Linked DNA regions of Homo sapiens: regions 1 and 3 are each linked to region 2. Evidence: chromatin loops called from intact Hi-C (ENCODE). Cell type or tissue: PC-3. All regions are shown on one strand.

Region 1 (2,500 bases), 47 kb before region 2:
AGGAGAAGAAAAGTTGGAGAACAGTACCAATCCCAAAACAGTGTGCACACACAGATAATGCAAAACTATGTAGTCAAACAAATGTTATAAAATTCTGTATGTATGTAGGTATGTTTAAAGGTTGTTAGAGCTTTAACCTCCATCAAGGTTGTTAGAGCTGTCCGAAGGCTGTTAAGCAATTTGAGGGGCAGATTCTGGAGAAACCTGCTTTCTTGGTAGGCTTTAATTTAAGCTCTCAAACCACAGACTTCTCTCATCAGAAAGTTTTTTTATTTTTACTTTCAGGTGTCCTCTGAAAGTGCTCTCTACTTCTATCCAGGGTGTTACTTTATTGTTTAGAGTTCTTTCTTTCCTTTTTTTTTCTTCTTTATTTTTTTGAGACGGAATCTCACTCTGTTGCCAGGCTGAAGTGCAGTGGTACAAACTCGGCTCACTGCAACCACTGCCTCCCAGGTTCAAGCAATTCTCCTGCCTCAGCCTCCTGAGTAGCTAGGACTACAGGTGCACGCCACCACACCCAGCTAATTTTTGTATTTTTAGTAGATACCATGTTGTTTCACCATGTTGGCCAGCATGGTCTTGATCTTTTGACCTTGTGATCCACCCGCCTCGGTCTTCCAAAGTGCTGGGATTTCAGGCATGAGCCACCATGCCCAGCCTTAAGTTATTTCTACTTGTTGTTATCTATTTACTGTGTTATCTTTCCCTATGGTTGCCTTTTTTTAATTAATGGTTTTTTAGCTACATCCCTCTCAAATTGAGGCACATGTGGCCCCCACAGTGTTGTACCATGGGCTATAAGTGAAGCTACAAGATACACTTAAAATATCTTTCCAGAGGGTTTATTATGAAAATCTGGAAAGAAAGACATTATATGATAGTGGTTAACATTGTGGGCTTCTCTAACTTCCTAGTTAGAATTTTTTTTTTTTTCCTTTAGACAAAGTCTTGCTGTCACCCAGGCTGGAGTGCAATGGCATGATCTCGGCTCACTGCAACCTCTGCCTCCCGGGCTCAAGCGATTCTCCTGCCTCAGCCTCTCGAGCAGCTGGGATTACAGGCGTCTGCCACCACGCCCCGCTAATTTTTGTCTTTTTAGTAGAGATGGGGTTTCACCCTGTTGGCCAGGCTGGTCTTGAACTCCTGACCTTGTGATCCACCCACCTCGGCCTCCCAAAGTGCTGGGACTACAGGCGTGAGCCACCGTGCCCAGCCTCTAGTTAGAATTTTGACTCTGCCACTTGTCCTTTGACAAGTTACTTAATCTATCTGTTCTTCAATGTTTTAGTCTAAAAAATAATACTAGTGCAAATAAAAGGGCCCTAAAGTTTGCCTTCTATGTTTAAGGAAGAGAGTAAGAAGGCCAGGAGGGCTGGAACACAGTGAGCAGGTGGTAAGCAAAAGGAAAAGAGCTGGGGGGAGAAGCTGCTCATCCTGTAGGGCTTCATAGCTTTTATTCTGAGTGCAATAGATAGTGATCATGTGCAGAGAAGTGATATGATCTGATGCATATTTTTAACAGTATCTCCCTGGATGCTGAGTTGAAAGAAGACTGCAAGGAGGCAAGGACGAGAATGGGTAGGTCACTGCAATAATCCATTTGAAAGGTGATGATTGCTGAGACCACAGTAGTGATGATGGGGGAAGTAAGAAGTCACAGGCCAGGTGTGGAGGTCACGCCTGTAATCCTAGCACTTTGGGAGACTGAGACAGGCAGATCTCTTGAGCCCAGGGGTTCAAGACCAGCCTGGGCAACATAGGGAGACCCTGTCTGCAAAAAAATACAAAAAGTTAGCTGGATGTGGTGGTGTGTACCTGTAGTCCAGCTACTAGGGAGGCTAAAGTGGGAGGATCACTTGAGCCCAGGAGGTTGAGGCTGAAGTGAGCTGTGAACATGCCACTGCACTCCAATTTGGACGAAAGAGCGAGACCCTGTCCCAAAAAAAAAAAAAAAAAAAAAAGAATAGGAGGGGAATTGAAGATAGCAAGTTTAAGAAACACTTTATTTTCACATTCTAGTTAAACATGAATATCTTTTTAATATCACTAAATATGAATGCCTACTTTACTTGAAAATTTCCCTTATCAAATTATCTTCATAAAAAATTTGCTACTTAAGAATCAGCAACTATCCAACCATAGGAAACCTGATGTTTTGATGGAAGGACAGGAAGAGAAGGTGACTTTGGGAGAAGAGGAGAATTAAGTTGTAAGTGGAAAAAATAATAGCATATAACATTTATAAACTGCTGAAACTAAACAAAAATGGTTGTAGTTAATCACAGATATATGGAAAATAAAAGTTTTAACACAATTTCTAGGGCAATTGAAATCACTCATGTACCCCTAAAATGCACACACACAAATACATGCACACGCATACCTAGGATTCACTTTACTTAAGTTTGGGCAGAGCCCTGCGTACTTTATTTTTGAGATAGGGATCTCGATATGTTGCCCACGCTGGAGTGCAGTGGTGCCCTGCAACCTCAAACTTCTG
Region 2 (2,500 bases):
GCACATATAAAGTACTCAGCAAGTGCCCCCAATAAATCAAGCACAGAAGATCATCTGTTTGGCAACTTCGAGTACCAGAAAATACATCAAGATAAGCCAAAAGTTCCACTAAGGAGTTAAAACAGACATAAATTAGGCTTATAGTTCACCTCTATCAGAACCTAGATACTCCTATTTAATTAAGAACCCAGAAGCTTATTTACTAGGCAGCAATGAATTCCAAGTAATAAATCAAGGAAGGAGCACTAAAGTCAGCACAAGACAATGATTCATTCCAAACATATTGGTTAAGCACTACTACGTGCCAGGCACTGTTCTAGAATCTATGATTCAGTTCTCATATAGCAACTTAGTGCCAGGCCCTGGACTAGAACCCGGGGTTCCTGACTCATTCTGAAGCTCTGAAACAAAATGTTTATTTCTATCTTCCAGAAAAGGTTTAGTATGCAGGGTAAAAGTGGGGGAGGGGAGGAGGTGTTACTATTTCAGAAAGCAGCAAAGTATGTGAAACATTATAAAGAAATAGATTTGGAGGTATGAATATCTATATTTATCTACACACAATATACATAATATATTGTAAAATCTCTATAAAATCTCTAAAATAGATTCAGGAGTAAGTTTCAATCATTTTATGTACTTACTACCTAAGAATACTAGATGAATGAGGTGTTACTCTGCTTATTAATATTTTAATCACAAACACTTCATAAAATTGTATTTTTCTTCAAAGAGCCCTGCCAAGTTGCTTCATTTATTTGATGTAAAAATAAAAAACTAGGTCAGGTATAGTGGCTCATACCTGTAATCGCAGCACTTTGGGAGACCAAAGCAAGAGGATCACTTGAGCCAAGGAGTTTGAGACTAGCCTGTGCAATACAGCAAAACCCTGCCTCTACAAAAAGTTAGAAAAAAAGTATTAGCCAGGCATGGTGGCTGGTGTCTGTAGTCCCAGGTACTTGGGAGGCTAAGGTGGGAGGTTAAGGCTGAGCCCAGGAAGTTAAGGCTGCAGTGAGCTATGATTGTACCACTGCCCTCCAGCCTGGGTGACAGAGTAATACCCTGTCTCAAATATATGTATGTAAATATTATATATATGTTATATATACACACATATATTTTTTATATATATAATACATACATACATACATATCTATATATAAACTTTTCTACCAATTTCCTGGAGGTGAGGTGGGGTGGGGTGGTAGTAATGATGGTAGTAGATATTATTCTAAATAATCTTCACCTTTTTCCCTGGGGAAACGGACCAAAAGAGGATAATGAGAATGTGGGTAGGAAATGGGGAATTGGTCTCCACAAATTTCAAGCTCTACTGCTGACTGTGACTAAAAAAAATTACTTTTCCTAAAGGGAAGTTCTTAGACTAATAGCAATGGAATTCAGTGAGCGAGTGAGGGAAGGAGGGAGGCGGAAGGGAGGGGTGGGACTGGAACAAGTAAACTAATAGCCTGACAATACCATGCTGGCAACCTAAAGTCACCTTGTCCAAAACTCAACTCACTGCCTCCTACTCACTAATGTATTTCTCTGTTAATTATAAATGACATGCTTCTGAAGCTAGAAACCTCAGAGTTCTCAATTCTTTTCCTCTCCACATATAATCAATGGCAAAGTTTCACTGATTACTTTCACAAAAATTTCTCTTTTCCACCACAATGTCCTTGTTCAAGTATGTGTTATCTGGGCAATCACCTAACACCATGACCTCTTGTTTGACTGCTTGTTCTACTCTTAAGGTTTTCTTTTTTTTTTTTTTAAGAGACAAGGTCTTGCTCTATTTTCCAGGCTGGAGTGCTGTCATGTAATCATAGATATGCAGCCTCGAACTCCTGGGCTCAAGTGATCCTCTCAACTCAGCCTCTTGAGTAGGCAGGACTACAGGTGCACTTTACCTGCCGAGTTAGTTTTTTATTTTTATTAGAGATGGGGTCTTGCTATGTTGCCCAGGCTGGTCTCAAACTCCTGGCTTCAGCAATCCTCTTGCCTCAACCTCTCAAGACTCTAGTATTACAGGCCTTATGCCTGGCTAAGCCTTTCTAAACTGTATTTCACAGTGGTAACAAACTTGGCTAGCTTCCTAAAAACTGGCTGAATCGTGTCACTTTCCTCCCTAAGAAAGGCAAGAGATTTTGTAGAGATACGCTGTAGTGAGTTTCAGCAGAAGGTGCTGACACTGACACAGGGAATAATGAAAAAAAGGTAAGAGAGAGGAGACCTGAGGATGAAGAATTTAGAATAAGTCAGAAAAATCAGGCAGAGAAAATGTTGGGAAGAATGGTATCAAGAAAGCCAAGTGAAGAGTTATAACAAAAATGATTATAAAGTTTAAAGTTTATTATTTTTATAATTTTATAGCAATAAATTTTCTATTAATAGCTTACATTTACTAAGTGCTAGGCACTAGGTCAAATGACTTATAATGCATAAACTCATCTAATGCTCCCAATAATCATGTGAGGCAGGCACCTCTATACGAGAC
Region 3 (2,500 bases), 160 kb before region 2:
TGGTTGGTAATTGTGTATGCTCAGCTTTATAACTGCAGTCATTTGAAATACTTTAAGAACAACCAGTGTCTTCCACTGGCTTCACTCAGATGCTAATCTCTGGAAACACTTGCACAGACACACTCAAAACACTAATAAGTTTCTAGGTGTTCCTTAATCCAATCAACTTGACACCTAAAATTAAGTCCCAAAGAACACCTCTTATCAACTCAGCACCCATACATACCTCCTTAAACCGTACTTAATTTCCAAATAAAGACAATGAGAAAGTTGTAGTTCTACCTATCATGATGCCAGTATCCTCTGATTGTGATTTTTGGGATTTTAGACATTATGGATTTTAGATTAGGCATTTTGATCTTTTGGGATTTCACCATTCAGGATTAAGGTGTTCGAGATTGTGTCTTACAGGATTATAAACCAAATCCCTTTTTGGGATTGGGTTTGTTTTGCCCCAGTCAGCCTTATTCTTCAGAGATTCTTCCAGTTTGTTGCTGTATCAATAGTTCACTTTTATTTTATTTTGTTTTATTTATTTATTTGGGATGGAGTCTCGTTGCCCAGGCTGGAGTGCAGTGGCGCCATCTCAGCTCACTGCAGCCTCTGCCTCCTGGGTTCAAGCAATTCTTCTGCCTCGGTCTCCCTAGTAGCTGGGATTACAGGCGCACACCACTATGCCTGGCTAATTTTTGTATTTTTAGTAGAGACGGAGTGTCGCCATGTTGGCCAGGCTGGTCTCGAACTCCTGACCTCAGGTGATCCACCCGCCTCAGCCTCCCAAAGTGCTAGGATTACAGGTGTGAGCCACTGTACCTGGCCAATAGTTCACTTTTATTGTTGAGTAGTATTTCATGGTATGAATATACTGTAGTTTGTTTAACCATTCACCCATTGAAGGACATCTGGGTTGTTTACAGTTTGGGACCGTAATGAGTAAAGCTGCTGTTAGTTTCTTTGTGAACACAGTCTTCATTTCTTCTGGATAACTGCCCAGTAGTGCAGTTGTTAGGTCATATGATAATTGCATATTTAAAGAAACTGCTGAACTGTTTTCCTGGGTGAGTCAGACTGCTTTACATTCCCACCAAGAACATATGGGCGATCCACTTCATCCGCATTCTCAACAACATTTAGTTGTGTCTCTGTGTTTTATTTTAGGCATTCTGGTAGGTATATAGTGATAGATATATAACTTACTCTGGTTTTAATTTTTATTTCTTTAATTGGTAATGTTGTTGAGTATCTTTTCATGTACTCATTTTGCCATCTGCATATCCTGTTAGGTGAAATGTTACTTTATATCTAATTGGATTTTTAGGTTTTTTTTTATTTTTGAGTTTTGAGAGTTCTTTATGTATTCTACATACTAGTTCTTTGTCAGATATGTTGCTTGCAGCTGTTTCCTCCCAATATATAGCTTGTCTTTCTTTTTTTTTCTTTTTTAAGACAGTCTCGCTCTGTCACTCAGGCTGGAGTACAGTGGTGAGATCACAGTTCACTGCAGCCTCAACCTCCAGGGCTCAAGCAATCCTCCCACCTCAGCCTCTTAGTAGCTGGGACTACAGGTGCCTGCCACCACAGCCAGCTAATTTTTTTTTTTTATTATTAGTGGAAACGAGGTCCCTATGTTGCCCAGGCTGGTCTCAAACTCCTGGTCTCAAGCAGTTCTCCCGCTTTGGCCTCCCAAAATGCTGGGATTACAGGTATGAGTCACCATGCCTAGCCTCCAATGTATGGCCTGTCTTTTAATAGAGTTTTGTAGAGTACAAGATTTTAATTTTTCTGCAGTTTATCAGTTTTTCCTTTTATGGATTGTGCTTTTGGTGTCAAAAGTAAGAACTCTGCCGAGCACTAGCTTCCGAAATTTTTCTCATACTTTTAATTTTTTTAAAAAAATTCTCTAGTTTTACATTTAAGTCTGTGATCCATTTTGAGATTTTTTTTTTTTTTTTTTTGACTTATGAACATCCACTTGTACTGGGACTATTTGTTGAAAAAGGTCTCTGGCTGCTTTTAAGGTTTACCTTTGTCTTCGGTATTCTAGAATATTCCACTATAATGTGTCTAGATAGGGATTTCCTTTATCTTTCTTGTTATATCCTGTGTCTGATGGCTTAATGTTTTTTATTATTCTGGAAACTTCTCTGCCATTTTTTCTTCAAATAGTCTCTCTCCACATTCTATCTATTATTTCCTTTTGTAATCTTAGTCAGTTTTATGTAAGGCTTTCTCCTCTTGTTCTTTGTATCTTAACTCATATTATCCAGATAGTTTATTCTGAATAATTGTTTCAGGTCTATATTCCAGGTCACCCACTCTTTTTCACATAAGCCCAGTCTCTTATTTAACCCATCCACTGAATTTTTAATTTCAGTAATTTTTTGTTTTTGGAGTTCTGTTTGATTCTTTCTTGAATTTTCCTGGTTATTTTTGATTTTCTGTTGTTCTTTGCTCATTTATTTCCACTCTGTTTTATTTACATAATTATATTGTTTCTGAT

Evidence for each region. Peaks named below come from ENCODE experiments on the same cell type or tissue, not always from the same donor. Only the 100,000 strongest peaks of a DNase experiment are listed, where the experiment ranks them.
Region 1: a loop joins it to region 2, with 2.3 times the contacts of the local background. A loop is called at or near these places in 7 of 110 quality-filtered maps.
Region 3: it touches region 2 in a loop (2.3-fold over the local background); 2 of 110 quality-filtered maps call a loop at or near these places.

What each region holds. Positions count from the first base shown.
Region 1 is chr6:149,381,031-149,383,530 of GRCh38, reverse strand. All of the region lies in intron 3 of TAB2 (TGF-beta activated kinase 1 (MAP3K7) binding protein 2), which reads right to left. Among named protein-coding and RNA genes, the nearest start is that of SUMO4, 18 kb to the left of the region's middle. In PC-3, no CTCF peak of the experiment used is centred here; no DNase peak of the experiment used is centred here.
Region 2 is chr6:149,333,954-149,336,453 of GRCh38, reverse strand. All of the region lies in intron 1 of TAB2 (TGF-beta activated kinase 1 (MAP3K7) binding protein 2), which reads right to left. Among named protein-coding and RNA genes, the nearest start is that of TAB2, 17 kb to the right of the region's middle. In PC-3, no CTCF peak of the experiment used is centred here; DNase peaks (open chromatin) are centred at 303, 1,413 and 2,093; H3K27ac peaks cover 2,461 bases.
Region 3 is chr6:149,497,763-149,500,262 of GRCh38, reverse strand. No RefSeq gene overlaps it. Among named protein-coding and RNA genes, the nearest start is that of ZC3H12D, 14 kb to the right of the region's middle. In PC-3, no CTCF peak of the experiment used is centred here; a DNase peak (open chromatin) is centred at 1,002; H3K27ac peaks cover 1,557 bases.